3 separate regions of the Mus musculus genome follow, and all the other regions are linked to region 1. The links are chromatin loops, found by intact Hi-C in ENCODE. Cell type or tissue: left cerebral cortex. All regions are shown on one strand. Each heading gives the region's core, and the rest is flanking DNA. Links, peaks and the distances in the headings are about the cores only.

Region 1 (10,470 bases), core at 801-8,800:
CTTCCTTTGGTGATGAACAGCAGTATGGAAGTGTAAGCCAAATAAACCCTTTCCTCCCCAACTTGCTTCTTGGTCATGATGTTTGTGCAGGAATAGAAACCCTGACTAAGACACCAGGTATGTTCCAATGGTCTCTAGTGGTACTATGAGTCACAGACATCCACACTGACCCGTCATTGAATGAGTACAGACCTGGTCCTCAGTGACAGCACTGCCTGGGAATTAAGCATGGTCTCAGATAGTAGGGCTGGCAAGTCACAACAGGCTATTTCTCCCTATCCTCAATCTCCAGTTCCATCTTTCTTCATAATTCTCAAACTATTCCTCTTGTCTTTCTCATACATCTATCCACCACATACTTGCACATTGTTGTGGTTTCCATTATGGGTTGAGTACATGGCTGTCAGACCTCTGGGTGACCTCCTCTGCCCACAACTTTTGGCCTGGCAGCAGTGGGCCTTTAGGTATCTACAGCCCACCCATGTGGCATGGTGGAAGGTGGGTCTCTGAGTATACTCCTGTTGTCTACAGCACATGGTGAGGTGGCAAGTGGGTCCCTATGTGTCTAAGGCCTGCCCATGCCATACTGTAGCAGGCATGCCTCTCAAAAGGCTTTTAAAATTCCCCTTTACCCATGATCTAATGAAATTGATAACTGTGATATTTATAGTGACTCACAAATCAGTTTTGGGGAAACATTTCCATTATTATAAAATTGAGTTGGAGATTTTTTTTAAAAAAAATCTAGATACTCAATACATATTTGGATTTGTAACTTTTTTAAATCATCGTAACCCAATCACAAAAGAACAGACATGATATTCACTCACTCATAAATAGATATTAGCCCAGAAGCTCAGAATACCCAAGATACAGTTCACAGACCACATGAAGCTCAAGAAGAAGGAAGACCAAACTGAGGGTACTCCAGTTCTTTTAGAAGGGGGAACAAAATACCCATGGGAGGAGTTACAGAGACAAAGTGTGAAACAGAAACTGAAGAAAAAGTCATCATCCAGAGACTGCCCCACCAGGGGATCCATCCCACATACAGTCACCAAACCGAGACACTATTGTGGATGCCAACAAATCTTGCTGACAGAAGCCTGATATAGCTGTCTCCTGAGGGGGCTCTACCAGTGCCTGACAAATACAGAAGTAGATGTTCTCAGCCAACCATTGGCCTGAGCATAGGGTCTCCAATGGAGGAACTAGAGAAAGAACCCAAGGAGCTGAAGGGGTTTGCACCCCTATAGGAGGAACAACAATATGAAACAAGTACCCTCAGAGGACTAAACCACCAACAAAAGAGTACACATGGTGGGACTCATAGCTCCAGCTACATATACAGGAGAGGATGGCCTTGTCAGTTATCAAAGGGAGGAGAGGCCATTGGTCCTGTGAAGGGTCTATACCGCAGTGTAGGGGAATGCCAAGGCCAGGAAGCAGGAGTGGCTGAGTTGGTGAGCAGTGAGAGGGAATGGGGGTTTTCCAAGGGGATACCAACAACAGGGATAACATTTGAAATGTAAATAAAGGAAATATCTAATAAAAAAAGAAAATAAATAGAGTACATATAGATCTGAGATTCTGCTATGCATATGTTTATTGATCTACTCCTTAAGCAAGCAAGCATCAAATCTTTGTGACTGCTTAAGTCACAAGACTAGAGGTTGAGTAAGACATACAAAGAAACTTCAAATGTCTTAGAGTTTCATGCATGTACTCAAAACGGTGAACACGTGTCTGGAGTTGAGTCAGACAGGTCCACTCAAGGCATCTAGGAGTCTGAACACTTATGGTAGAGACCTTAAGTGCAGCAGGTGAGCAAAATTATGAACGTTCTTGGAAGTTAGCTGCAACAGATAAGCCACATTGCAACAGTGAACGAGTGAAGAGGAAGTCAGAGCGATGCTGTTGACTGCTTTTTCATAAAATTTTGATGAAGAGAGAAGAAAGAAATAGGTCACAGGCTGGAAGGGAGCATTAAAGAGATCCAAAAATTCTATTTAGGGAAGGAGAGAGTTGAGCATGTTTTCATGAAGGAGGGCAGGAGAAGGTTGAAGTTATAGGGGAGAAAAGACAATTGCTGAAGCAAAATTACAGAGGAGACAGTGAAGGCTGGGATAATCTCCCTTGACAGAATGAGCCCTGGACAGGAGATGGAAGCCTCTTCCATCGTTCCGAGTGGTGAGGAAGTGGGCAGGGAGAGGTTATGTCTCTTGGTGGCATGGAGAGAATAGGAGAGGGTGGGATCGTGGCACATGTGTGAAGAGCATTGTTAGGGGCTTTAGGAATGGATGGCTTCACAGTCCCACAGGGAGAACTCAGTGTTTATATGGGAAGAGGGGGGAGAAAACAGAGGGTTGAAACCATTAATAATCTGAAAACAGTCCTGAATCATTCGAGATGGTTTCTGCTGTCTAGCAATATTAACTCTTTTCTTATTTTTTTCTGTTTGTTGATTTTTGAGATTATAGTTCAGTCACATCCAGTCTCCCTTCCCTTTCTCCATTTCCAAAAAATTATTGTCCTCATTTGCATTGTTACTACATGCATATAAGTATATGTATATGCACATATATTTCTAAATCTTGCCTGCTCAGTCTGTGTAATGTCAGTGATATGTATGTTTTTATAGCTTATCATTTGATAACTAATTGGTATGCTCTTCCCTGTGAAAGACTACTTTTCACACCCTTGGTGTTCCTTAGTTGCCAGTGGTTAGTTCTTTGTGCAGGGTTGAGGCCTAATAGGCTCCTTTAACCTAGTCTAAATGTGAGGGTGTATATTTTGCTGTCTGTGGCTAGACAGTCATGTTAGTGAGACTTTATGGGTGTGTATCATGACATTAGTAGGAGACACAAACTCACAACAAACACCCTGGTCCTCTGGCTCTTATGATATTTCTACTCCCTCTTCCCCAACATTCCCCAAGCATTAGGTGTAGGTGTATTGTGTAGATGCCTCCATTGGGAATGGGCTCCACAAGTCTGCATTTAGATTGTCTGTGGTTTTTTGTAATGGCCTCTATTTGTTGCAAAAAAAGACACTTCCTTAGTGAGTGATGAGGGCTACACTTATCTGGAGGTATAAGGACAAATGTTTAAAATACATAAAAATTATGCTGCTGGTAAAGGGGTGTGTGTACACGTGCATGTGGTACATATGTGTGTATGTGTGTTCACGTGTATACGTGCATATGTGCATATGTTTGATATCAAGTGTTTCCCTCAATAGCTCCATCTTATTTTTTGAGAGAGGGTTAGTCACTGAATCTGGAGCTTACTAAGTCAACTAAACTGGTTGACCAGCAAGCCCCAGGCATTCTCCTGCCTCCTTCTCTCCAATGCCAAATCTGTGCGTATTTGCTACTGTGGCCAGCCTTACACATACAAAGGATCTAAACACGGGGTTCTCCTGCTTATACGGCAGGCACCTTACTGGCTGAACCATCTCCCCAGCTCCTTTGTTCACTATTACAAAGATAAGACTATTCACAAATTATGCTGATTGCATAGCATTCAGCAGTTATCTTCCTTTGCAGACCTGTGCCTAGCAGAGTGACTGAGCCATGACAGGCACTGAAAATAGTGACTTCAGTATGATTCCTGACCCTCATCAGGACCTCCAAAATACCACTTTTTATCTATGTCTAACAGTCATAAATCATGATTATAATGAAACTAATACAGTAATTAATCCTAATCACTGACAATTAAAAGTAACAACCTCTGATCTAAATAAAATAGCTTCTCATAAGGGTAGTGGACTGACGGAGATGACAAATGTTAAATCCAATAAACCTACATGGCTTGATGCAATCAGGAGAAAATAGCTAGAATTCATGTCACCATTCTGGGTTGCTTAGTGCTTCATGGGCCTCTTTATATGCTGAAAAGATTCCTTTGGATTTAGAGTAAGATTTAAATAATCTCCTAAAACAACATATGCTCATCTCATAACTGTTACCAAACATATGTTCAGCATGGATAAGCCAGTAGCTATGATTTATGCAAGAAAAGACGGCAGGATACATTCCTCCGTTCTTCCCCCACACTCAGATTCTGTGCAGATTCAGGTTGAAAATAGACATGGAAATTTTGTCATCTTATCTATTTGGGAACCTGAATAACTGAATCAGAATCTAACAAAGCCAATTAGCTGTTGCTAGTTATAAGCTACTGGGAGAGGGGGAGTTGCTTTAGAGAAGGCTGTACCAACTAGTAGTTACCCATGCCTGAGTGGCTCTGCCCTCACCCATGGGTACACAGAAATTTCTTTTGAAACTCAGTGAGTTATTTAAAAAAATAAGAAGATGACATGGAGTTGAGAGAGAGAGCTGTGTTGTTGGGGGAGAGCGGTGGGTCCCCTGGAGAGTTTAAGGGAGGGAGGGAGGATGGACATGACCAACATACACTGCATGAATGTATGTAAATTTTAAAGAATAAATTGAGCTGAAGAGATGGCTCAGTGGTTGAGAGGGCTTCCTGCTCTTCCAGAGGACCTGATTTTGATTCCCAGCATCCATAATCCATATTCAGTAGCTTGCAATTACCTGTAACTCGCTTGGGGGGGGGGAGAGGGGGGGTGCTGCAACACCTCTGACCTCCACAAGCACCTGGACTCATTGGGGCATGCACACACACACACACACACACACACACACACACACACACACACACACACAAGGACAGACAGACAGACAGAAATTTTAAATGAATAAATTAAAGGCATGTGCTACAGAAAATTTCTTACATTTTGAGTGTTTGCACCATAACCACCAGTATCAACACCATCACTTGGGGCAGTGAAATGTTCAGAAAATAACAAGTGCCTTTTTTACAGAAAAAGGTACAGTGCCAGTGGATCATGGGCACCATATATGGACTTAGAAAGCCTTTCAAGGTCAGATAACAATTAGAGGAACAGAATACATAAACTTGTGACTCGACACACGGTGTCCCCAGGACCTGTCACCCAAACTAACTCACAATTGAGTCATCACTTTCCAAGTCTGACTAAGTATTCAAAGTACAGTGTATTAATTACTTGTCTCAGTGCTGTGAAAAAAATTCCTGACATAACTTAAATAAGGAAAGGTTTAGCTTGATGGACAGGCTTAGGGCACCTCCAATCATGGTGGAGAAGGCGTGGCAACAGAGCTCTATGCAGCTTCAAAGTCATGAAACAGAGATGACTGCTGATGGTCAGCTTACTTTCTCCTTTTTATGCAACCTCTGACCCCTGTCTATGGAATGGGGTCCCACATTTAGGATATGTCTTCCCACCTCAAAGGACATAATATGTTCTGAGGTTTGGCTCACGGGTGATTTTAGAGCCTGCCATGATGATACATGTAAAGTGTCACAAACTAGAGTTCTATGGGCCTCATTTGAACTTCATCAAACTCTGAGAGGAAAGATGATGTGGGAAATCTATCCATTGGTGCTGTCAAAACTTCCTCGATTCTTTTTATTATTACCCTGCAATACTTGAAGAGTCACACAGTTGTGTTAAATGATAGAGATGTCCCTGGTGTATATTTTGCCAACAGTCTCTACATAAAACATCTTTTAACCTAATAAAAAAAATCTTTTAAAACTGTAATACAGGATCACAAGCAAATACCTTTACCTACCCTTTTTCTGCCTTTTCAGTGACTCGTGCTTTACAGGAGTCTGTCATTTGTTTTCAGTTTGTCACCTTAAGAATGTGAAAACAAGACCACATAGTATGTGATCATTTGGAATTAGTTTTCTCTACTAAATATAATTTGCTTGTCTGTCCCAACGTTTTTGCCTCTTGTCATTGCTTAGTCCTGTTACAGGTGTCACTAGTCACCTGTTGAAGAACATCTGCATGGTTGAACCACTCTGAATATTTGTGTTTATATTTTTCTGTGAAAAAAATGTTTTGTTTCTCTGATATTAATCTCTTAAAAAGGTATTTCCTGAGGTATATGGCAGCTGTAGATGCTCTATAAAATATTGCTAGGTCATTTTCCAACGTACCCTATTGTTTTGCGTTGCCCCCAGCATCTCAGGGAATCACCAGCCTCATTCCCACCGCTCAGCATTTGTCACAGACACTCTTTCTTGTTTTAGTTATTTTATGTCCCACTTTGGTTTAAATTTGCATTTACCTGATGGCTAATGATGTTGGGCATCTTTTCATATGCTTATAGGCCACCTGCATAGCCTCTTTAATTCTTTATCCGTTTTGAAATTAGATGGATTTTTTTAAGTGTTGGCATTGAAAAGGCCTTTTTTTCTCCCTTGTTCTTATACATATTTCAGAGGAGGAGACTTTGATAGATGTGTCATTCATGGATATTTTTCTCTCCGGTTGTATTTTTTGTAATCCTCTTCTGAATACTCTTTCATAGAGCAGAATTTTTTTTTTTATTTTTTGATGAGATTATGCTTCAATTTTTTCCTTTATGGATTACATTTTTCAATATCAAATCCAACAATTTTGATAGCCTTTGTACTTTAAATATTTCCCTGCTTTTTATTTTCCTCCTCTAATGTTTAATACCCTATTTTAGATGTTTTATTAATGCATCTTAATTACATGAAATAAAGGGTCTCATCCCATTTTTACACAAGTATACAGGGTTCCTGATGCTAGTCCTCCCCTCCCCTCCTCATACAAGTTTCCCCTCCCCAGTCCCTACAGTCTCCTTCCTGGTTCCTAGCCCCAAATAGCTTAGTAGGTCACCAAGACTGTTTTCCACTGACTTCTAGATATGTGCCATGGCATGAACACACACACACATACACACACACACACACACACACACACACACATACACTCATAAGAAAGAGAGAGAGAGAGAGAGAGAGAGAGAGAGAGAGAGAGAGTTGGTAAAGGAAGGGCATGTGCAATGCTTGTTTTAGTCTGGTTTATTTGGCTTAACACAATGTTCTCCAGTTCCATTTAATTTTCCACAAATGAGAGGATCTTGCTCCTGCTAAAGAGCACTTAATACTCTGTTGCATACTTATACTGCATTTTCTTTATCCATTCATCTGTGGATAGGGACTTAGGTCAATTCTGTAGCCATCATGAATGGTGCTTCAGTAAATGTAGGTATGCAGGCATCGTGATTTATGCTGCCTTGGGTTTCTTCAGATACATAAACAGAGTTAAGTATAAGCATGGTATAAGCAGCTCTTTCAATAGTTCTGATTTTAGTTCATAAGAAACTTCCATATTATTTTTATATACTGCAGATAAAAATCTTATGTCTTTATGCTTCTCATTTAAGCTCATGATCTCTCTCAAATTAATGTTTTATTAGTTGAAAGATTTAGATTAGCATTAATTATTTTTAAGCTGTAGATGACCTAGGAACACATCTAGAAAAGTCCACTTTGTGCGTTTCTCAAAAAAAAAAAAAAAAAAAAAAAAAAAAAAAAAAAAAAAAAAGTCAGGGGCTGGCAAAGTAGCTCAGTCCATAAAGTGTCTTCCATGAGAACAGGTGAGCTTGTGTTTGGATTTTCAGCACCCAACTAAAAAGTCAGGTGTGGTGGGATGTGTCTGTAACTGTCATGCTGAGGCAGCAGAGAAAGGAAGATAGATCCTTGGAGATCATTTGTGTGTTGAGAGCAGGGAAAACATTTCCATGGAACTAGAAGTTGTAGCCACTTCAAGATAGATAGATAGATAGATAGATAGATAGATAGATAGATAGATAGATAGATAGATAGATGTAGATATAGATATACTGAAAATAATATACATATACTATATACCACACATTTATATATAATATATAGCATATATGGAGAGAGAAATGAAGAAAGCATGCAAATGACATGATAGTTTACATTTTTAAAAATAGTCCATAAATACAAAAATAAAATGGTGTAATTATCATATATGTTAGCAAAGTTGACTTAGCCATATCAACGACATCCAAACTAAATGAGACTCCATCTCAAAATAAAGGCAGAAACAATCAGGTAAGCAAAACACCTGATGTTGCCCACCGGGCTGCACATGCACGTACACACGGACACAGTTTAGCATATCCTTGTGGATAATTTCTGGGTATTCTTTTCTACTGATCTGTGCACATATTTCCCCATAAACACTATCTGTCAATGAAGACAACTATGTGACAAGTCTTAACTGGAGAAAACCTGTTTCTTCGGGCTTCATTATTTTATGTGACATTGCTTAACATTGGCTAAGCAATATCAATTAATCAATTAATCAATTAATATTGATTTCCATATCAATTTTAGAATCAACTTGACGATGGAAATGCTTGCTGGGACACTGGCAGGGGATGCATTAAGCCCATGGATCACTTTGGAGGACTGACATCTGTAACACGTTGGATCTTTCTCTACAAGGAAATCTGTTTCTGCACTTCTTCCGGTCTTCTTTGGTTTCCTTCATCAACATTTTGTGATTTTTGAGCAAGTTGTTCTTGTCTCTCTGTTGCTGTGACAGAATATCATTGCCTGAAACAGCTTAGGGGAGGAAAAGGTTTGTTTCAGCTTACAGGTTACAGTCATTCTTCCAGGGAACTCTGGGCAGAAATTCAAGGTATGGTTCATGTTTATCTAGCTTTCTTACATAGCCAGGACTACCATCCTAGAAAATTGTGCTGCACACAGTGGACTGGTATCTCCCATATCAACTAATAATCCAGACCATTCCCACAGACATGTCCACAGGCCATCTGATCTGGACAGTTCCCCAGTTGACACTCTCCTCTCTGATGTCTCTTGGTTGCATTATGTTGATTTGTGTAAGCTAAGCAGATCAGAAATCTTGTATATGTTTTTCCAAGTATCAATTCACTGAAAGGAATTACAAATGGTACCATGTTTGAATTATTAGTTTCATGTGTTACTAATACATGCAACAAGATCATCACACACAAACGTGACATTTCTTGTGTATTGATAATATTTTTTACAGTTTTGTTAACTGACCAAGTAATTCTATTGTTTTAACTTTTTCTAGAAATTTTTGTAAAGTAGAAATCATGTCATTTGTACATAGTTTATTCATTGCCAGTCTGTATGTTTTTATCTTTTCTTGCCTTATTGGAGTGGCTGCAACTTCCAGTTTCATGTGTATGCTTATCCTTGTCACATTCATAAATGTATCTATAGAAGATTCAAATTTAAGTATGACATTTGTCTTAAGGTTTTGGTACTCGGTCTTTATTGGGTTGGGAAAGCTTCCTTCTATGTCTATTCTTTTCAGAGATATTTTTAAGCTTTGTTTTATTTTACACACACACTCAAACACACATATACATGCACACACATATACACACACATACACACACACACACACACACACACATACACACATACATACATACACGCGCACACACACACATTTGTTTGCTGGGTGGGTGGTATGTGCTTGCCATGGCATCCAAGTGGAGATCAAAGAATAACTTGTGGAAGCTGGTGCTCTCCTCCCACCACATGGGTCATATGGGCTGAATCCTAGTCCTCATGCACAGCAGCAAGTGATGCTTTTTAAAGTCATGAATGCTCTTTGGGTTTTATAGAATGCTTTTGCTATGCCAATTGCTTGGATCAGGTGATGTTTCTTCTTTCAGTGATTAATATTGTTTATTCTACTAGCTAATTTTTAAACATTGAAACTATCTTATAATAAATCTTATTTATTATATAATTTTTATACATTGTATTTTGGTTTGCTACTGTTGTATAAGAATTTTTACAACTAAGATGATATTTATAAGTGGCCATATATATATATATATATATATTATACAAGCATACATTTATCTATTACATTATATGTAAAAGCCCATCATGATCTGAGTTCTCACTGGCTGTTAAAAGCAAGGAGAGAAAACTAGGAAAAGGGGTAGCATTTGAAATGTAAATGAAGAAAACATCTAATAAAAAAATAAAAAATAAAGCAAGGAAGCTGCTTTTTCAGTGATATTGATGATTACAGATGCATAGTTTAAAAGAAGTACAGAGAAGACTTCTATGACAACCACCAATCTCACCCCCTTCATAAAACAGTAGCAGACTAACAGGGAGCCATATAAGAGATATCTAACTACCAGATTGAGCACGGGGACCACAATGGAGGAGTTAGGGGAAGGGCTGAAGGAGCTGAAAGGGTTTGCAAGCCCATAGGAAGAACAACAAAATCAACTAACCAAACCCCCTCAGAGCTCCCAGGGACTAAACCACCAACCAAGGAGTATGCATGGATGGAGCCATGGCTCCAGCTGCATATGTAGCAGAGGATTGACTTATCTGGCATCAATGGAAGGGGAGGCCCTTGGCCCATGGAGGTTTGATGACCCAGAGCAGGGGAATGCTAGGGTGGTGAGGCAGGAGTGGGTGTGTGGGTGGGGAGCACCCTCATAGAAGCAGGGTAAGAGAGGATGGGATAGAGAGTTTGCAGAGGGGAACCGGCAAGGAGATAACATTAGAAATGTAAATGAAT
Region 2 (10,470 bases), core at 739-8,738, 310 kb before region 1:
ATCTTCCACTATCTTATACTTTTTAGATAGCTTTTCACTGAATCTGCAGCTCCCCTATGGGCTGGTAAATAAGACCCATGGATCTACACCTCTGAGATCATAAGTGAGTGTCTTTCTTGCCTTTCATTACATGGTTCTGTGAATCAGAACTCAGGTCCTCTGGCAGGGGTGGGGGGCAGGTCTGTTTGGTTGATATTGTTGTTCTTCCTATGGGGTTGCAAACCCCTTCAGCTCCTTCTGTCCTTTCTCTAACTCCTCCATTGGGGACCCCATGCTCAGTCCAAAGGTTGGCTGTGACCAGAGACTAAACCACCAACCAAAGAGTACACGTGGAGCAATCCATAGCTCCAGATGCATATGTAGCAGAGGATGGCCTTGTTGGACAATGGGAGGGGAGGCCCTTGGTCCTGTGAAGGCTTGATTGGCCCAGTGTAGCTGAATGCCAGGGCGGGGAGGTGGGTGTGGGTGGATGGATGGGGGAACACCTTCATAGAGGCAAGGGGGGATGGGGAATGGGATGGAGGTTTGGGGGGGACTGGAAAAGGGGGATAACATTTGAAATATAAGTGAAGAAAATAACCAATTAAAAAATAAAGAAAGGGGGCTAGCGAGATGGCTCAGCAGTTAAGAGCATTGACTGCTCTTTCAAAAGGTCCTGAGTTCAAATCACAGCAACCACATGGTGGCTCACAACCATCTGTAATGAGATCTGATGCCCTCTTCTGGAGTGTCTGAAGACAGCAACAGTGTACTTAGATATAATAATAAATAAATCTTTTAAAAAAATCAAAGAAAAAAGAAAAACCTCAGGCCCTTCCCCTTCCACATCAGGCAATTTTCTTTCAATCCCTAAGTCCCTTCCCAGGATCATAGTCCTGGTAAGTAATGTAGAAATATAAATGTCTTTAAAGCGACTATAACTTTAAAGGTTTCTTGAAAGCTCCAGAAATAATGAATCACAAAGTCAGTACTAATTTGTATATGAATTAGTTAATTTTCTGGTGTGACTTTGGAAAAAATATAAATACAAATTATTTCACCTTTTATGGAATAAACTGGTAGACATTTTTGCAATAGGCTAAAATTATTAAAACTGTAAATACACCCCAAAAGAGAAATCATATTTTAAATTCTATTATAGCTTGGGGTCTGGAGAATTGGCTCAGTACGTCTGAATACTTACTACTGTTTCAGAAATCTCAAGTACAATTCCCAAAATCTGCACTGGGCATCTCACAACAACAGGTAACTCCAGTTCCAGGGGATCTGACACTCTCATGGCCTCTACAAGTACCTGTACAACGTGACATACACTCACACAAAGACACATCAGAGAAAATCTTTAAAACCAAAATTAAAAAGTAGCACGTATGCCCAGTCCTTATCATCGCTGCGGTATAGTCATTTTCTCAAGTACTTGCTACTAAATAATCTCTTCTTTTTCAAATTTCCACCATCCCTAGAATATGAGCAATTACTGTGTACCTTCATCCAGGGGAAGTATGAGCTTCCTACATTTTGAGAGAAATATAAAAAATTCGAGGGCCTACACATTCATTTGGCAATAATTTGTTTATGCAGTGATAAAGGCACAGAGCTATCCATGTTTAAGTGTAGAACAATGGAAGACATAAATTTATTTTTACTGGAATTGAGAGAGCGTTCCACCGCTCTGCACAATCCATTAACGACTATACCTAAACACAGTCTTTATAATGTTATGTTTCTCATTTCATGAATTTTTATAGCTAATGTGTTTCTAGCCAAGAATAATGTGGTGATTAGAAGAGACTTCAATAAGAATGTGTGTCAGTGCAGTAAGTGTGGCAGTTAATGAATTTCTCTGTGACTAGAAAACAATTATTGATCACCAATTTTTGGAAAGCTTTAAATCAATTCTCATGTCGTTTACTACCAAAAAAAGTTCAGAAACAAAATTCAAGAGGAGTTAGATAAAAGATTCTGAAGCTAATAAGATATTGATTTTTTCTAACTTAGTATGCTAATTTGTAGATTTAATAGCCCCTAATTTAATTAGACTAATGCCTTTTGTGTGAACAGGGCTTATGAAGAAAAGCTGCCTGGCAAACAGTCTGAATTTTGAGCTGATGTGTTTTTGTTCAATGGGGAAGCTAACACACTTGTAGCTCAGAATGCACAGTTAATAGCACACAGGAGCTATTACAAGCCTGGAAGACACACCTGGTTTCACACTGGGCTCTCTTACATTTAGGCTAGTAAAAGAGATGAAGAACAGGGCAAAATTTTCAACTAGATTTACCATTTGGTTCACACAATTACAACTAGGATACAATAGTGTGAGTAAGCCCTTGATTTCTATGACAATGATGAAGGATAAATGATATAAAGTAATAAAGAAGAACAAGTAATTGACTACATAAGAGAGTATTATAATAATAGAAATCCTTTAGCAATATATTAAAGAAGTATATCAGCAATCTTCCCACCAGCCAAGAATGGTTTGTGATAGCCAAAAGGCAGCCATCACAATAGAGCTGAACTTGTCCTTTATTTTCTTGTGAAGAACTCATCAAGAAAAATATTGAATAGGAAAGAGAGGCTGACAAAGAGGCAGCATTTCAGATGGAGAGACTATAAATGGAGAAATTACTCCATGAGCAAGAATTAATATTAAGATATTGTCCAAATATCAGAAATCAGACATAAATCCTGTTATCCTCTCATGGTTCTTGCTTCTGGAGGCAATGCTCTAGCAGTGCACAGTCTCTCCTAGCTGTTACCACCCACTGTGGGCAGGGCAGGAACTGCCAAGCTTCGGACTTTCTTCCATCTCTTCTGCTACAGAACTTCACCGTATTTTCAAGTTTCCTGAATCTTCTTTTCCCAATTCAAATAATTCTGACTGAAGAATTAGGTTTATGGTTTAGTCATTTAACTAACTATGCTCCTTTTCTCTTTAAAAAGACTATTGTTATTTATTAATTTACTAATTTATTTTTAATAATTTATTATGTGTATGTATGTATGTCCATGTATGGGTTTGTGCATATACACACAGTGCCTCCAGAGGTCAGAAGAGAGTGTTAGATCCCCTACAGCTACAGTTAGAGACAGTTTTGACCTGCTAGATATGCATTCTGGGAACTTAACACAGGTCTTCTGGAAGAATAACATACTCTGAAACACTGGGCTACCTCTCCAGCCCCTACTATCCCTTTCCACTCTCTATAATTCTTGTAACTTTTAGTAAATATGCTTGAGAAAGAAAATAAGCAATATTTTGTCTCATTATTACCCAAAGTGAGCTTCATGAACTATTGAACTTTTGGGTTAAATTCAGGCAAGTAATTAAATTACAGAAGACTTCTAAACTGAGATATATTCACATATATCTTTTGATTTACAATAGGCATATCTCCTAATAAAACAACTTTTAAGTCAGAAAGGTCCTGAGTTGAAAATGCCTTTAATATACCTCATCTACCAAGATTTCCAGCCCAGTGAAAGTGAACTGAAGAGTGTTGGTTCACCATCTCTTATCGGATAGCCTTGGGATTATCTAATCACAGGAAGGCTAACCCAAGAAATGGTTAACCCAAGAAAAAGTTCAAATTTTCAAGTTAAGTTTTCACTACGTTATTTTAGACCATCCTAAAGTCAGAAAATTCTCCATAGTTGAGCACTCGCACTCGTATGCAAAGGACTGGGTATTTATCAAGAAAAATGTAATCCACAAGTGTACTTGTCAATGATCAGAACCAGAATTGTCTACATTAAGCTTTTTTAGAATAGTAATCATAGAGCTGAGAATGGCTCGGGATAATTTGTGTGCACTGTTCTTAAAGAAGATCAGGATTCAGTTCCCAGGACTATATTGGGAAGATCATAACCATTGGTAACACTGTAGGCAGAGAGATCTGTTTTCTTCTTATTACCGCTTAGAGAACCAATTGAATGTTCACAACTTATCTCAATCTTTACACACAACAAACACACACACACACACACACACAAACACACACACACACACATGCATGTACATACACACACATACATGCACACAAAACATATGCAGAGATTACACACATATGCATAGCATACACTTGCACACACACACACACACACACACATATATATATACATATATATATATACACACAGACATACTCAACACACAGGCAAACATACATATACATACACAGAGACACATATACACACAGACATACATGCACACTCAAACCCATACACATAGACCACACACACACACACACACACACACACACACACACAATTAAAAAGTAAACAAAAAATTTAAAAATATTTGGCTCTAGTAAATTTTCCCTAATGATAATTCAAAAATACCCAGAGTTACCCTCCATATTATATTATTTCATTGAAAATGGATTCTCTTGCCATACAAACATCCCATCTACAGCTCCCTACCCTCCAAAATAATCCCCTCCTCCCAGCACCCCTCTAACTCTCCTCTTACCCAGATCCATTTCCCTCTTCATCTCCCTTAATAAAAGAGCAGGCCTCAAAAAGACCATAAACAAACAGGACAAAACAGGACACAATAAGACAAGCAAAAGCTCTCATGTCAGCCGGGCGTGGTGGCTCACGCCTTTAATCCCAGCACTTGGGAGGCAGAGGCAGGCAGATTTCTGAGTTCGAGGCCAGCCTGGTCTACAAAGTTAGTTCCAGGACAGCCAGGGCTACATGGAGAAACCCTGTCTTGAAAAAAAACAAAACAAAAAAACAAAACAAAACAAAACAAAACAAAACAAAAAAAAGCTCTCATGTCAAGGCTATAAGGCTGTACCAAAAAAATTCACTATGAAGATGAATCACAATCTCTACGACTGTTTCCTTCTACTAAAACAATAACTTTTCCTTCTTCTCCCTCTTCCTCTTCCTCCTTTTCCTTCTGTTATTTTACTTTTCTGCTTGGACAATAATAGTTTACTGTTTTTGTTTTTAGTATGGAACATTTCCTGGGTTATGTAGATTTTTTTTTTATTTACTGGCCAGTGTTTAACTAAACACTCTTTACAATATTGTTCCTAGAAGGTAGACTGTCCTACATTTTATACTACTAGAGATACTGGAGACATGGGGAACAAATGCCCTCAATCTTTCTGCAGCACAGAGGCATACCACAGTAGTTCTGTTTCCAAGAATATGTCTTTGCCGAGGGAGGGAAGAACCAAGAAAGTGCAGTTCACATGATTAGCATAATCTCACGTCTGGAACAGGACCCACAGTCTCTGAGAGGACAGACAATCTTACAACAGAGAATGGTGCTTATTTGGAACCAAATTTAGGTTTCAATTCTTAATCGACTTTGTAAGTATATATTTAGCCTTAGCCATGCAGCTCAGTCTTCTGAGCATTGATGTCCTCATCTGCAAAATGTGGCTAGTTAGGCTTGTATTCTAGTGCAGTACCAATATTTGCAGAATGTTTACGTGCATAAATATACATATTCACACATATGCATATGTTTCCTTTCCAACTCTCTAGTGCTTGATATAATCACAACTTCTTTCTGAATTCTGGCTTTGTCTCTCAGACTTGTATTCTGGGAAGTTATAATAATAGTTGGCAGAGAGATACGGTCATGGGGGAGGACTGGTAGCATATGCATGTGGGTTTGGGTGCAGAGGTACACACCCACAAGTGTATTTATATATGTGGAAGTCAGAGATCCAAGGCTGATCTTCCTCATTTAAGCCTCATCTTAATATTTTTATTATGCACATGACAACATGCCATGACACACATGTAAAGATCAGAGGACAATATCTACAAGAGTCAGATTTCTTTTCTTCTACCATGTAGTTCCCATAGAGTAAATTAGATCATCTGGCAAGGCAGCACTCATCCATCTTGCCAGTCCTCTGCCTTATTTTTTGAGACAGTGTCTTTCATTGACCCTGAAGCACCCTGATTAACCAGACTAGTGGACCAGTGAACTCCATTGATGTGCTTGTCTCTTCCCTTAACCATCAGTCCTGGGACTACAGACACTCCTCCATGACCAACTTGTATATAGGTTTTATTGACCAATCTCAAGTTTCCATAATTATCCAACAGGCACTTTTCCAAATGAAACATCTCCTTAGACCTGGATTTCCATTTTATGATATGAGGAAAACAGACTTTTTCCTAACCAATCAGACAAAAATCTGGAAAGTCAATCTTACTGGCCAACACTGAGATAGCCTTCATGAATGAATGAGTGCCTTGTACACTGTCCACTGGGATCTGGGCCATCTCCCAGAGCAGACACAGATGACGGCAAGGATAAGACCTTGCCAATAGTGTGGATTTCCCACTATCTGGGGTTGATATACCTTTAGATCTGTTTAAAGTTACAAATGATTATTTGGTCTTCAACTACATTATCAGCCTGAGTAACTTCAGACACAATAGCTGAGTACCAATTTCAGATTAACCTGTCCTCCCCACACTACGCATTTCCATCACTCACCACCTTAAAAATCAACAAGAGCTTTTGCCTTGCTTGTCATTTAAACATCAAATCACTGCCACTTAGCATTGTAGCTTCTTCAGATTCATGTTCCCCCTTATCTTGCTAACCTTATCTGCTACTATTCCTTTTTCTTCTAAGAAGCTAATGTTTCTAGGAAACGAGTGTTTCTTTTAGAGTACTTAAAATTGCCTGGCCATGGCACATTCTCTGCCATGCCTCTGGTTATGCTAATCTCATTGCCTCAAATAGTCTACCTCTCCATTAAATCCAATAATTCCACATAGTCAAACGTTCCAACTCTGTTCTATTTTTATAGGCAACTCTGACTGAGCTCTCTCTTCCTTGAATTCTTACAGCAGCCACATAAACTCTGTTGCATGCCAATTTGTTATTCTTTCTTAGTTCTGCTGTCTTCCTAGTTAGATCACAAATGCTTCAATAAACAAGCATATCTAAGAGATTACTTTCTCATGGTGTCAGACATAGCCAATGCTTTGTTTCATGCTCTTTGCAAGGCTTATCTTCTTCTGCATCCTAAATAGTTTAGTAGTAGAAAAGAACAACAGAATTGTTCTGTGCTTACACTCATATGGGCCATTTCTCTGTAGCTGTCATGAAAATGTTACCTTTCTAATTCAACGTTTAAGTCCAGTTCTGCTACTGGGTAAAGGTCATCTTTATATAGTCATTTGACAGGGTTCAGACCTGGAAATATGCACAAGTTTACAACAGCTACACAGCAAGCACTGCCCCACAGGCACACCTAAGGCTGTGGTTGGAAATCAGATTAGCGATCTACTGGTATAGACACCAGCAATATGTCCTACAGATGTCTGAGAGCCTTAGCTGCTAAATCTTAAATAGCCAATACAAATTCCCATCAAACTACTAAGTAAGAGCACCATTTCTTCAAGTCCTTGCTGACCCAGTATGGGAGGCTCCTAATGTGACAAGGGGGCGAAAGCTTCTCAATGGGATGGATTCTCTGGCTGAAATTTAATTTACTTCTATTTGCAAATTCACCGAACCTTCAGCTGATTAAGAATCACACACTGATCCCTGATGTTTTGAAGAAAATACGTCAGACCAATGACTTCCCAGACAAAAAAATAACTCATATACTTTACTAGTATTGGTGCATTTAAGTAGAAAGCCTCAGACGTGGGATGGCCAAGCCAGGACGGAGACAATAGCTGATTTTGAGTGATAAGTGTTTTAAAACTAAGCTGAGTAAAGTAAAGTGGCCATCTGTTTTGTAAACTGAAATGATTAATTTCTAGGAAGTCTTCTGACGGGGCACTATTTTTGGCAGAACATTAATTCCTAAGGAACTGAGCAAACAGGCACTCCTGCTCATTTCATAAAGGATAACTACATTTCCCAGTTATCCATCTGGGCCCTTTTCATTTCAGTGGTTTAATTAAAACTCAATGGCATTATCAATCTGTTACATTTTTCATGTTGATGGTTATTACGTTTACAGTACAGCAGGGGTTCAAGTTAAAGCAAGAAGATGATAAATCTCACCCCTAGATTTCATTTCTGTTTCTCTAGTAACTAATATTCTGCTGATGTTTCTTTAGCTCACTCATGTTCATAGAACAATTTCAAGATTTTATGATTAAAATAAAGAGGGAAAATAGCATCTTGAAGTTCCCATGCATTTTTTTCCATTTGCATGTATTATGTTTTATGACACTTCCTGTCAACCCATTGTGTAGACATATTTGAGTTAGGTTCTTTAAAATTTGTAATCAACTTTTTTATTACTTTTTCTATTAAAACATTATTTCTCTTCCTATTTGTATCTCTTAATGTTATACTTCTTTAAATCAAAATAAGAAGTATATTGACCAGTTCTGAACTCCGGGTATTGAAATGTATGTGTAAAATATGCTTATTTCCTCTATCAATCATGGACCAAAAAGAAATAACCAGTTTTTCATATTGAGAATGTCTCTTCAAAATGAGCCCATTAAATTCTTATTTTTTGAGGCAGACCAGGGGTGCGGTTACCTGTTAGAAGCTGGCTGATTATAATCTTAAACACAAACATGCTGTGTTCCACTAAAGATGCTTTTAGAATATTGAAAATTGTATGCCTATAAGAAAAGTTGTAAGAATAGCCCAAGGCTGACTGTGGACAAACCAATTGTTCCCCTCTCCCTTTCCATCCCTCCTGACTTCCAGATATAAAGAGGAGCTCATGGAAAGAAATCCCAGGTATGTCTTGCTATGAAACCAAGCATTTTAGCTTGGTGACCCAGAAACAACTGGAAAATGTGTCAAAACTAAGTCAGACGATTGTCATTCCTTTCGTTTCTCAGCCCTTCTAAGCACTAGCTGTCATCTGGCTGTCTTACATACATACATACATACATACATACATACATACTATATACAATCTTGTGGGAAAACTCCACTAATTAAGGTCAAAGTCTACCATTGACCAGATAGCCTTCTGGGGCTCAACATTATATAGAGAACTCCCTCCATTGGCAGGGCTTCTCCTTCTCTGACCTGGTCTGGGATTTTAAAAAACAAACAAACAAACAAGACAAAACAAAACAAAACAAAACAAAACAAAAAACAAAAAACAAAAAACAAAACACAAAACAATATCTCTACCTGAAGAATGTACAAAATGTCTCCTAGCCTTGGTTATCATAGGTACAACTTCCTTTCTCCCAATAAGAACCCATTCAGCTAGCACCTGAGATTCCTGAAATTCTTCCCCATGCTAATGAGGCATTTATGTATGGTAAGCCTTCATCCAATGATCTTCACTTCCTGGGTATCCCCATGCCCTTTCTCCTGAAGTATATAATCCCTTGTTAAATGTGAACAAAGTGTATGCATTCACCTCCACCACCATATAAAGCAATATGAAGGAGCACAGATTATGTCAGAGACCTGCCTCATTAAAGATCACCATGGAAAAGACCTTAGCCCCAAAGAGCAGCACCTAAGACTCCCAAAGGTTTTCTCATCTCCAGTCCCTCTGGCATTCTGTACTCTTTCCCAGGCAGACCAGATCCCACTCATCCTGGGCTCTGCCCTGGGGGTAAAGGTGGACTTTTCACCCCTGTTTCTGACTTCCTCTCCCAAGAGTATGTAGGCAGTGGTGCCTGGGTTCCCAGAGAGGAGTCCTGGTTTCCAGGACTTTGCTCTGCCTTCTCTGGGCCCTATGCTGATTATAGCTGTTTACCTCTGGTAGAGAGGCAGACCATGTTATGACACAATCCACTTCCACCACAGTGAGGTTTTTTTTTTCCCCAGAGGAAAAATTAGATTGTATCCAAGCCAACCTATTTCAAAAAGAAATGCCCATTGCTCAGGAATACAGACTAAATGGCCTACAGCTTGACAAAGCCAAGGCCTTTTCCAAATACACCAATGACCTTATCCATTGAACACTGAACATAAACTCCATCCTGGAAGCCAATTATTTAATAAGGCTTCCACAACATTATTTAAATGTCAAAAGAGACACGTTATAGCAGGGCAGAGGCAGAAGATAAAACTGTTGTTAGCTTCTAAAATTCGATTTGCCTGATGCTCAAGTTATTTCTTGTCTACATAGCAAAGAAAAAGATAATTCCCCTGTATGTCAGCAGGCCTAGGTGTCCAACCGAGGCATGCCTTTTCAAACCAAATGTTCCTGCATGAAGTGAGCAATCCAGAAAGGGCACACCTAGCAGGTGGGTTCTATCTGTTCTTGAAAAACTAAAGTTAATTATGAAGAAATGGAAGAGAAAGTCACCAGAGAGGTGTGGGTGGAGAAAGACTGGGGTCTGGAAGATTGAAAGTCCAAATCAATGGGAAGAAAAGAGCATTTCACAGTGTGGCTATGGAAGAGAGATGGCTGTAGAATTCAGCAGCTAATATTGCCACGTTTAGTTGATATCACTGGGACAGTTCCTCTTTTCTGAAGAGAAATTGAGGAGCAGTAACCCTGTGGGATATGGGAGGTGGGAAGAGGACCACCAGGA
Region 3 (10,470 bases), core at 1,553-9,552, 300 kb after region 1:
ATGTTGTGTTTATGCATGTGTGTTGTATGTTGTATGTGTTGTGTGTATATAGTATGTGTTGTGTATGTTGTGTGTGTTGTGAGGTGTGTTTGGTATGTGTATGTGGTAGATGTGTTGTGTCTATATTGTGTGTTATATGAGTTGTGTGTGTGGTATATGTTGTGTATGTATGCATGTATGTTGTGAGTGCTGTGTGGTGTGTGTGTGTGTGTGTGTGTGTGTGTGTGTGTGTGTGTGTTGTGTGAATATTGTGTGTATTGTATATGTTATGTGCAGTGTGTGTGATATGTGTGCGGTGGGTGTGTTGTGTATATTGTGTAAGGTATGTGGTATGTGTATGTGTTTAGGTTTTTATTGAAGAATTTAAGAATGAAATAGCATGAACTCAGTTCTAATCTGAAAGTCATCTGAGAGGAAAGAAAATGGGGAAACTGAAGATCAGAGCATAGAAGCTTTGAAGTTAGCCAGTCCAGACAATGTTGACTACCAGGGAAACTGGCTGGAGAGCCCAGATCTCGTCTGTGCTTTGGAAACCTTTCTGTAGCTTGGAACCAGCCAGTGAGCTTCAAAAGTACAGAAACCACATTTCTACTCCAAGATGTTGATTTAGTGACTTAAATGGTCAGGGAAGGGTTACCAGCTTTTCAAGTTTCTAAGATACCCAAGTAGATCTCTCAGGCAGGAAGCCACTGGGCTACATTATTCTCTTCATCTGAGGTTACTTAATAGTTCTCAAAATAAAACTGTTAGTGGAGCAAAGAGGAAAATATGGAGAGTAATTGGCAGTACCTGCTCCCCACTTTGTTCAAGAATGAAGAGCACAGTGGCCTCTCTCTAAGTCCTTCATCCCAGACCCCTCTACCAGCAGCAGTCTTCCCACTTCTTGGCTCCTGACTCAGAAGGGCCCATGTTCAATAACATGTGCAATCACACTAACAACTCACAGTCACCTACAGATGACAACACCCTTAATTAAGCCCCTAAAAGGAACTCTAGAGTCTGGCTTGATCACCTTTAGACCAGACTTCATGAATCTTGTTTTCTTCCTCTCTGCCTTCCCTTGCCACCCCTCACAGGTCTCCTCTGCCCTTCTCTTTTGAAGATGGTGAATTACCCACTTTTACCTGCCACTTAGGTGAGGCCAGGGCTTCTCAACAGAGCTATGATTACATTTAATCATTTTTGGATGGACAAATGGTTTTTACCAACTCATTTCCAAAAGGACCTGCAAACCCCTGCTCACCTGCCTTCCCACAGACTCCCACAGGTAGGCCCATCTCACCAGATAATGCTTCATTTTAACCAGAATGTCTCAATAGTAGGTTTCATGTTCTCAACTGTGCAAACGATGGGGAAGTGATTTTTCTTCGTAAAAATGCTATTATCACAGAACCCCAGGCTCACAGCCCCCAACAATAGTTCTCTATTCTGTCTGGGAAAAAATGGTACTTTAGAGAGAATTTGCATGGGGCTTTTTGAAAGAAGCCAAGCATGGCTCAGAATCAAAGCCCTGCGTGCAAATGCTAACTTAGCCAGCCTCACTCAGTCTCTGAGCCCCAGCCATGCCAAAAGGACCTATGCGAGAAGACCCCCTAATGGAGGGGTTACACAAGACCATATCCCTACCTGGGGAAGGGGTGAATATTGGTAATTAATGGTCAGTGGAGGAGGGGTGTCGCTCCTATAGATAACTCCTACCCCAGGCTCACTCATGTAAGCAATTCCAGTTAAACTCAGTGGGTCAAACACACACACATACACACACATACACTCCAGATACATACATACACACATAAACACACACATGCACAAATGAAAATAGAAAAAAAGAAAAAAATACTTGTTGGAAAGGGAGACTCAAATGAGAAAGGATGGAGAGAGGTGAGAGAGAGGATAACTAACGGGATAAAAATTACCAAAGTTCTATATAAATGTGCATGAAATTGTTAAAAATGTTTTAAGGTGCCCCCAAATGACATCTAGCCAGTAAACTGGACCCTGGATTTTCCTTTATTCTTCTAAACAGCCTTAGAACCATCTCAGCCCTTAAGAAAGAAAGGACAATAACAGCTATCATAGCCACACAGTAAGCCAATGTTCTAGACACTACAGTTTTGGCTGCCAATCTCCTGCCTACAGGAGCAGGGCTTGTAAGCCAGGCAGGTGGGTGGATGGAAGCAGACAGTGTGGGGAGGATATGAGCCACACCATCCCTAAAGAAAGTGTCTATTTTATAACTTCAGACCTGCATTTCACCCATGAACATCAACTCAGCTCAGCTCAGCACAGCCAAGCCTGTATTCCCCAAGAAGTACTGGGTCCATGGAATTCCAAAGGAAGGCCTTCTATAGCTTGTTGTGTTTTGTGTTGCTGGATACTTGTTTTAGTTTGTTTCGATTTCGTTTTAAGGCATAGCCTCTTATAGTCCAAGCTGGTCTCAATTCACTGTATAATCTATCGATGACCATGAACTTTTGATCCTCCATGTCTTGAATGCTGTGAATACAGATGTGTGTCATCATGCTGAGTTAACTCAGTGCTGGGTGGGTCAAATACAAGGCTCTGTGCATTCATGGCAAGCACCCTACCCACTGGGTCACAGAACCAGCAGATAGATGATTGTCTCTGATAGTAAACTCTGCTTACTGCAAACCACACCGCTAGACTGTCCAGACTCTCAAGTCCCTGCTGGGTATCAGTGTCCTCTAGCTCCCACTTTGGCCTTGTTTCCCAGCCTGCAGAGCACCACTTGCAAATGGTACCTTTCCTCTGGAACTAAGAACAGCCCCTCCCAACTCTTTCCCACCCTGCTGTGCAGAATGGTACCTAACTGTCTCTTTATCCTCACAATCCTGTTGGTGAGGAATGAGTGAGCGAGTGAATGACTGCTTCTGTTTTCCCATAAGGCTGGAATTCATATCCCCTTCCCACAGAAGAGGGACCAAGCTTCAGATGGCATGAGGGACTTGTGCCAAGAACTGCATCTCCTGAGAGACTGAGAGAGAATCTAGCCAGGTCTGCCTTGCCCCCAGCCTGAGCTGTTGGGAGCCTCCTGCTGTGCTGAATTTCTCCCCGTGCCCTCGGGAGCTCTAAATCATCAGAAAGCACCAGTGTGGTAGCCTGAATCACAAGCATACAGCACACTTAAATTATGGGTTTTTTTAAATCCACTTTAAAAATGTGGAACATGGACCAGCAAGGTGATTCAGGGTCTAGAAGCCCATGTAGTCAAGCCTGAAAGTCTGGATTCGAACCCTGGGACCCACATGATAGAAGGAGAGAAGAACCAAGGGCTATAACTTGCCCTCTGACCACCACACAACTACCAGGATACATGCGTTCACGTGTGTGTAGAATAAAATGAAATTTAAACTTCTTAGTATGACACAACAGGACTGCAGATTAGGACAGCGACTCTGAAAAGCAACATGGATAGTTCCCAGAAAACAATAACAATATGTCCTCAGTGTGACCCAGCTGTCCCACACTCCTGAGCATTTTTCCCCAAAGGACTCAAAGCCAACCCATCACAGGGATACTTGAACACCCATGTGTACTGCAGCAGTCTGCACACAAGCTAAGTTATGGGACCAAGCAACGTGGCAATGTGTGAGGAAACTATGGCTTTTCCACACAGTGGGATGCCTGCACCATAGAGAATGATGAAGTCACGTCCTCTGCAGTCAGCTAAGTGTGGTCAGAGATGTATATAGTAATGCAATTAAGTCAGCCTCAGAAAGACAAATACCTGTGTTTTCTCTCATTTATGGGTCTTAGATTTTTACAGAGATGCTTAAGATTATATATATATATACATGTTGATATATAGATATATATGACATGAAAGTAGAAATAAACTCTCTACGATGCTAAAGGGGACTAACAGACAGAGGAATGGAAGAGGGGTGGGAGATGCGAGCAGTATGCTCACCATATAACATATGCATGTATGAAAGCTTAAAAGTCCATCCATAAATGTGTGTGTGTGTGTGTGTGTGTGTGTGTGTGTGTGTGTGTGTGTGCACAATGCCTCTCTTTTTCATCCATGAAGAGAACAGAGTTACGTCATTATCAGGAAATGTGCTCACTTGGAGAGAAGCTTGCTCAGCAAATTAAGCCAGTCTCAGAAGAACAAAAACCGTAAGTTTTCATTTGTAGTTCCTAGATTTTATGTAGATATGTAAAATTGTGTCTGAGCCATAAAAGCAGGAGAGAATCCATCTAGGGCCTGAGATTAACTAGGAGAAAGGGGGACAGGGAAGAGGGCATAGGGGAATGTGCTCAATATACAATATGTATTTGTATAAAATTTTAAATAAATTATTCTGGGGCAGGTGAGAGAGTTAATGTACTTGCCACCAAGCCTGATGACCTAAGTGCAGAACCCAGGTGGACCCACACATGTCCCGTGACCTGCATACCTTCACATCCATACATTCACACACACACACACACACACACACACACACCAGGGCTTTGAACTGGTCCACCCTAACATCTACTCCATCTACAAACTGCTCTTAGAACACATGAAGGAGCCAGTCCTGTGAAACCAAAGCTGCAGGACCTCCATAATACAGGCAACAACAGGATATTCAAGAAAAGTCCTAGTGAGGCTCCTCTGCAGAAGCCAGAGGCCTCAAATCAGACCAGTGATTTATTAGCAAGAAAAGGTGTTTGGCAAAAGGGTATACTGACTGTGTGACACACACTGTTATCATGGCAAGAGGGTTGGGGGCTTGGGGTTTTTTTTCTTTGCTTTTTGGGTATTTGTTTTCTTTGTGCAAGGAGGTTGCCAGGGCAGAGGGCAGATATGGAGGGAGATGCGTAGGATTGGACTGCAGGATGTGAAACTCAAAAAGAATCAATAAGAAGTTTTTGTAAAAGTTGAAATTTTCAAATATTTTAAAACTCAGTCATTTTTAATAAACTGAGTTCCTTCTCTCAGGCAAAGCCTAAGTGGACAGACAAATCTAAACTTAAAACACCCATCAATTATCACCGGATATTGTATTGTCACACACTCCCTTCCAGTCATTCAAAGGGTTTTCAAGCACTAAATGTATCCAGTTCTACCTTGGACCATTTGACTATTCAAATGAGCTGAAACCCCACCCTCATCTACAGGCAAACCCGTAAAGCCCCGCAACAACTCTAGGTACCACGGTGGCTGGCAAAATCCAAGTGCCTGTCCTGCCACCTTGTGGTCAGTTAGAGTAATGCACCTACAGAGCAAGAAAAAAAATAAAAGCCAAGAGAAAACGAATACACACGTCTGAGAAGCATCAGCATTCGAGAGCATTAAAAACGCCCTAAGGAGAGGACCCTGGAGAGGGATACTTTTCTCCAAACAGTTAAAGCTTTACAAGAATGAGGCAAATTTCAAATGTCCCAAGTCTAAACCAAACACATTTTTGTTTATTTGTTTTTAATATGTTACTTTTTAAACAAGGTCTCATTTAGCCCAGACTGGCCTTGAATGTAACAGAACATCTGCCCTGAACTTATGATTCTCCTGCCTCCACCTCCTGAGTGCTGAGATTACAGGCAAGAGAGCGCTCCACCATGCCAGATTCATTTAGCGCTGGAGATGGAACAGACACTTAAACGTTATTCAGAAAAGGGCTCTTGAGCATCGGGGTCCTGTCAGTCTCTGGGGCTCAGGGTCAAATGTCAACATTCACTCACTCCCTTCAATCCAGGATCTCTGAAATCCATATCCCTTTTCTCTGTGTCATTAATGAATTTATCGTGGTTAAAATATTGGCATGAGAGCAGAGGAGATGGCTGAGGGGGCAAAGTCACGCAAACCCGAGGATCCCGGAGTTTGATCCCGGAGCCCATGTGGAGGTGGAAGGAGACAGCGTCCACAAAGCCATCCTCCAGACTCTACACACACCATGTCACACGTGCCCACACGCACATCAAACATACACAGACATACTAAATACTAGGACTAACACAGACCTGCCACTGCAGGGGGCCCTGTTTAATACTGTCCAGTGTCTTCACACTGGGAAACATCTCCCAGGACTGATTCTCTCTGGAAAACTGAACTTTTTCTTTTAAAGAGCTCTCCATCGCCCTCCCCTCAGCTCTGACAAGCTCTCTTCTCTCTGTCTCTGAGTTCTGCTCTTCCAGGGCCCTCGTACAGTAACATGAAGTCCACGTGACTTAGCGGGTTCCAGCGTGTGGTGGGATTTCCTTCCTTTGACGGTGTGTGTAGCCATTTCTATGCAGCCCTTCTGGAAGCAGCTGCAGCACCTGATCTGATCTCTGGCTCCTGTAACCCTGCTGCTGCGGCACAGTGTGATCCATTCTTAACGGTATAACCGGAAGCAGGCCTGCGGGGTCACACTGGAACTCTTTCTGATATCTTCCGTTCTAACAGCCCTAAGTGATTTTGAAAACAGAACCTCTAATGGCCTCAACCTTCACCACACAGGTGGGAAACCAGGCAGGACCTGGGAAGGAAAGGAAGCCATGGCTGAGGTCCGGGTCAGTCAGTTCTCACCTTCTAAGGAATACACATGAGATCACATGCACTTCCAATTACTCAGACCGCTAACAGCCTTGAGGAGATAGAGAATAAATACAAAACAAATAAATCACTCTGTGAGTCTCTCGCTGACTCTGTCTATGTCTTTGTCTCTGTCTCTCTCTCTCTGTCTCTGTCTCTCTCTGTCCCTGCCCCTCCTCTCTCTCTCTCTCTCTCTCTCTCTCTCTCTCTCTCTCTCTCTGTGTGTGTGTGTGTGTGTGTGTGTGTGTGTGTGTGTGTGTAAATCAGGGTCTCAGGGACCCAAGGCTAACCTCAAGTTCTATATGTAGCCAAAGATGAAAATAATTTCTTATTTTTTCATTTTTTTAATGTGTGGTGTGCACATGTGTATGCATGTTTGCATATGTGTAGGTGCACAAGGCTGTGGGTGTGCATGTATGAATGTGCATGTTCACGTGCACAAGGAGGCCCAAGGTCAGTGCTGAGAATAATTCAATGGCCCTTTCACCTTATTCACTGAGGCAGAGCCTCCAGCAAACTGAGTTTATCAACCTGGCTCTTCTCACCAGACAGCCTATTCTGGGCATCCACTGTCTCCGCCTGCCAGGGCTAGGATTACAGATGGGCCGCACCTCTCACCCAGCATTTAGGTGGGTTCTACAGTCTGAATTCTTGTCCTCACGCTTGTGGGACAATCACCTTAACTCTGAGCCAAGTCCCCAGAACATCCCTGATCCCTCCCGATCCTCCCACCTCCCTGGAATTACAGAGAAAGTACCGCTGACTGGGGCCTTGGAGTAGGCACGGAACACACCCAGACACAAAGTTCTCAGCACAAAGGAGAAGATTACCCTGGAGGGACACTGGGTGGGTGTGAGGGTCTACCTCTTAGCGGACAAAGGCAGCATCAGGTGTCTCTAGTTTTTAAGGGGGAAGTCTGTGTTAGGGTGAGTTGGTTAAAAACTGGATTGGACAAGTTGAGCTGATCTAGCCAGATAATGAATTTTGATTGCTGGGCCTTGGTATTTTGATAGTTAGATCTTGGTGTTTTGTCTCAAGAATAAGTTAGGCACAAGGAAGTGGCCAAATAAGGGGGGGAAACCTTGGGGGCTTTCTCTAGGAATGTAATTTAACAGTTAAGCAAGTGGGAGGGAAGCAGGGAAGGGCAAGACCTGCAAGAGCCGTGTTTGCAATGCTTGACCTGTTAAGAGAGCCTGTCAGCCACTACAACTGGTTTACACAATTCTGGGGATCAAATTCTGGGAAGTGCCTCCCACATGGTAGGCAAGCACACTACTAACTGAGCTACATCCAGGTCCACAGATTGATTCCTGACAGCAAATGCCGATATAACACAAGATAGGTAGGTAGATAGATTGATTGACAGATAAATTGATAGATAGATAGATAGATAGATAGATAGATAGATAGATAGATAGATAGATAGATAGAGACAGAGAGATAGAGAAATAGAAATAGATATATAACACAAGCTTGTGGGAGAGAGACTGGAGCATGGGAACTGGACATACAGAGGGAGCACTGACATACAGAGCAGACTCCATGCCCAGCACTGCCCTAGGACTTCAAGTTGCTTAGATAAGCTCTACAGAACCTATAAGATCTCCTGTGTAGAGCTGACCAGACACAGGACATCACTGTGGAGGGTCTGAATAATTATTATAGAGCCAGCACATGAGGGGAGTCCAGAACAGAAGGCAGGCAGCAGCGCTCTGGAACTCCAAAGACAGGCAAGTGACAGGTGAGCTGAGATCTGAATAGCAGAGACCTTTGCCAACCCCAGGTCCAAGGCAAACCCCAATAAACACCAAGAGGCAGGAAAAACTTCCAGCAACTGAGAGAAGCCAAGGTGGCCGAATCACAGGCTAAGTCAGAGGGGAGGGCCAGGCCCAGAGGGTGGTAAGGTTAGATCATGGAAGAGTTGCTGGCCACCTGTGGAGGGGTGTACATTTTGTTCTACTGGGTCTGTGAGCCTGTTCTAAGCAAGGAAGACACTTCAGCTGCTGCTGTCCTCCTGATAGACATCCCCAGTGGTATATATTTATGTGTGTTTGCAACAGAAAACAAATCAGGTGGGGACCCTGGGGGTGTTCAAAGTTCTACATTTGTGGACATCTTACCAACATCCTTTGCAAAGTTTTACTCTGGGGCTGAGGCACAGAGGTATCTCAGCTGCAAGCTGCTGTATGCAGCCACTTCTCCACAGGTGTCACTTAGCTGGTGACCTGCAGCCACCTTAGCCACAGGCCACATAATTGCTTTGGCCTCACTCAGTACCTGGACAAGCCTGGCCCCAGGAGGAGACCTTGATTTCCATGGGAATTCAGAGGATCCACCTGTTAAGCCCCATGTTGCTGCAGCAGATTGGACCCTGGAGCCTGACAGGGGTGCAAAGACCCACAGCCCAGGAACTAGGTGGGCTCATATTTCTATCAGGAAATAGCACTTACATCCACATAAACCAGAGGGATTAAAGGAGCTTTTACATGAAGGACTTGGCCCTTCTCAAAGGCATTTCACCATCACAAACTGCGGCTCTGAGACTCTCGGCTCAACCCTGTAATAACTTTGCCTTTGATCTTGAGTCTCCTCCTCACGGAACGCACAGCCCTCACATCCTAACACTTCTTCCTACCTGGGTGGAAAGAAGCCCCCAGCACAGCATCCCTTGCAAGAGCTACGTTATAAAACTAAGGGACTGTTCCCATGTGCTAGAAGCTGCAGGCAGCCAAGGGAGTCAGTCCCCTGTGCTCTTGCTTTCGGTTGCCTTGCTAGAAAGTAGTCGTGTGGCCTCAACCAGCTGAATCTTGCTTCTCTGAGATGCTGAATTCTAAGAGGGAAACCAGTGTTCAAGACTAGAGATGCAGGCAGTCCCTTGACTGAGAGCTGATCCAGCAGGCATGAAGCCCTGGGTTGGAGCGCCAGCACCACATGAATTGGGTGTGGTTGGTGCAGGCCTATAATCCCAGCACTTGGGGCAGGACACTTCAGAAGGTCAAGGTCATCCTTGTATGCCATTCAAGCAAGAGGACCTGAGTCTGAGCCTCAGAACCCATGTTCTGAAAACTGGGCAGGAGGGTACCCACTCCAAATCTCAGCACTAGGGAAACAGAGATAAACGGATCGCTGGACTCACTGACCAGCCAGCCAGGCTTGTCTGGCAAGTTTCAGACAAAGATTCTGTCTGGAAACACAGGACACACACACACCCACAGTAATGGGCACCTGTCGTGGAGTGCCCACATACGACCAGAAAGAAACCAAATGTCAAACTGAGGGGGCCGAGAAGGGAACTGAGAGCCACGGAAAGCACACATTTGTCCTTATCTTCTGTCTCCCCATCATCAAACATGAAATTTGGACAGTCTGAGCTGACAGTGGGTGAAACAGTTCATGATGTTTGACTTTTCAACATTAAAAATCATCTGCCATCCCCCAATACACAGAAAGCAGGATCAGATACGAGACCATCCACTCCCAGGTGAGCTGAGCAATCTATGGGTGTCAGCCACAGCGGCAGCAGAAGCCAGCTCTGAGTGATAACAAAACAGATAGCATCGGGGCTGTCAGTGCAGTGGGTTCTGACCCATCTGCATCTCAGTACACAAGAAACTCAGCATCCAGAGAGCAGCCCTCCACCCCGTGTGTATGTGTGTGCGTGTGCGTGTGCGTGTGCGTGTGTGTGTGTGTGTGTGTGTGTGTGTGTTCCAAACCCAACAATCCACCTTCTTAGAGTTCCATTCTCTTCTAAGAAATAATAACCTTTATTTCCATCCACTCTGGCAAATGGCTTTCTACTTTTCCTAAGAGAACAGTTTGACTAGCATCTCCAAAGGTGATTATTCACTTTTAATCAATAAACTCACTGGTTGACCAAGGTGAACATGGATGGAACTGTTCTGTTCTTTGGAGTACGGTTGTTTTCTGTATCTGGAATGACTAGAAATAGA

Evidence for each region. A loop is a pair of places that touch in the nucleus more often than their neighbours do. Peaks named below come from ENCODE experiments on the same cell type or tissue, not always from the same donor. Only the 100,000 strongest peaks of a DNase experiment are listed, where the experiment ranks them.
Region 2: it touches region 1 in a loop (4-fold over the local background); 2 of 42 quality-filtered maps call a loop at or near these places.
Region 3: it touches region 1 in a loop (4-fold over the local background); 2 of 42 quality-filtered maps call a loop at or near these places.

Annotation. Positions count from the first base shown.
Region 1 is chr1:129,174,130-129,184,599 of GRCm38, reverse strand. No RefSeq gene overlaps it. Among named protein-coding and RNA genes, the nearest start is that of Thsd7b, 94 kb to the left of the region's middle. In left cerebral cortex, for the core only: no CTCF peak of the experiment used is centred there; a DNase peak (open chromatin) is centred at 4,025.
Region 2 is chr1:129,479,578-129,490,047 of GRCm38, reverse strand. The region is part of intron 2 of Thsd7b (thrombospondin, type I, domain containing 7B); the gene reads right to left. Among named protein-coding and RNA genes, the nearest start is that of Gm36347, 130 kb to the left of the region's middle. In left cerebral cortex, for the core only: a CTCF peak has its summit at 3,009 (motif pointing right); DNase peaks (open chromatin) are centred at 5,250 and 5,554.
Region 3 is chr1:128,870,183-128,880,652 of GRCm38, reverse strand. No RefSeq gene overlaps it. Among named protein-coding and RNA genes, the nearest start is that of Gm23056, 11 kb to the left of the region's middle. In left cerebral cortex, for the core only: a CTCF peak has its summit at 5,208 (motif pointing left); DNase peaks (open chromatin) are centred at 2,166 and 5,193.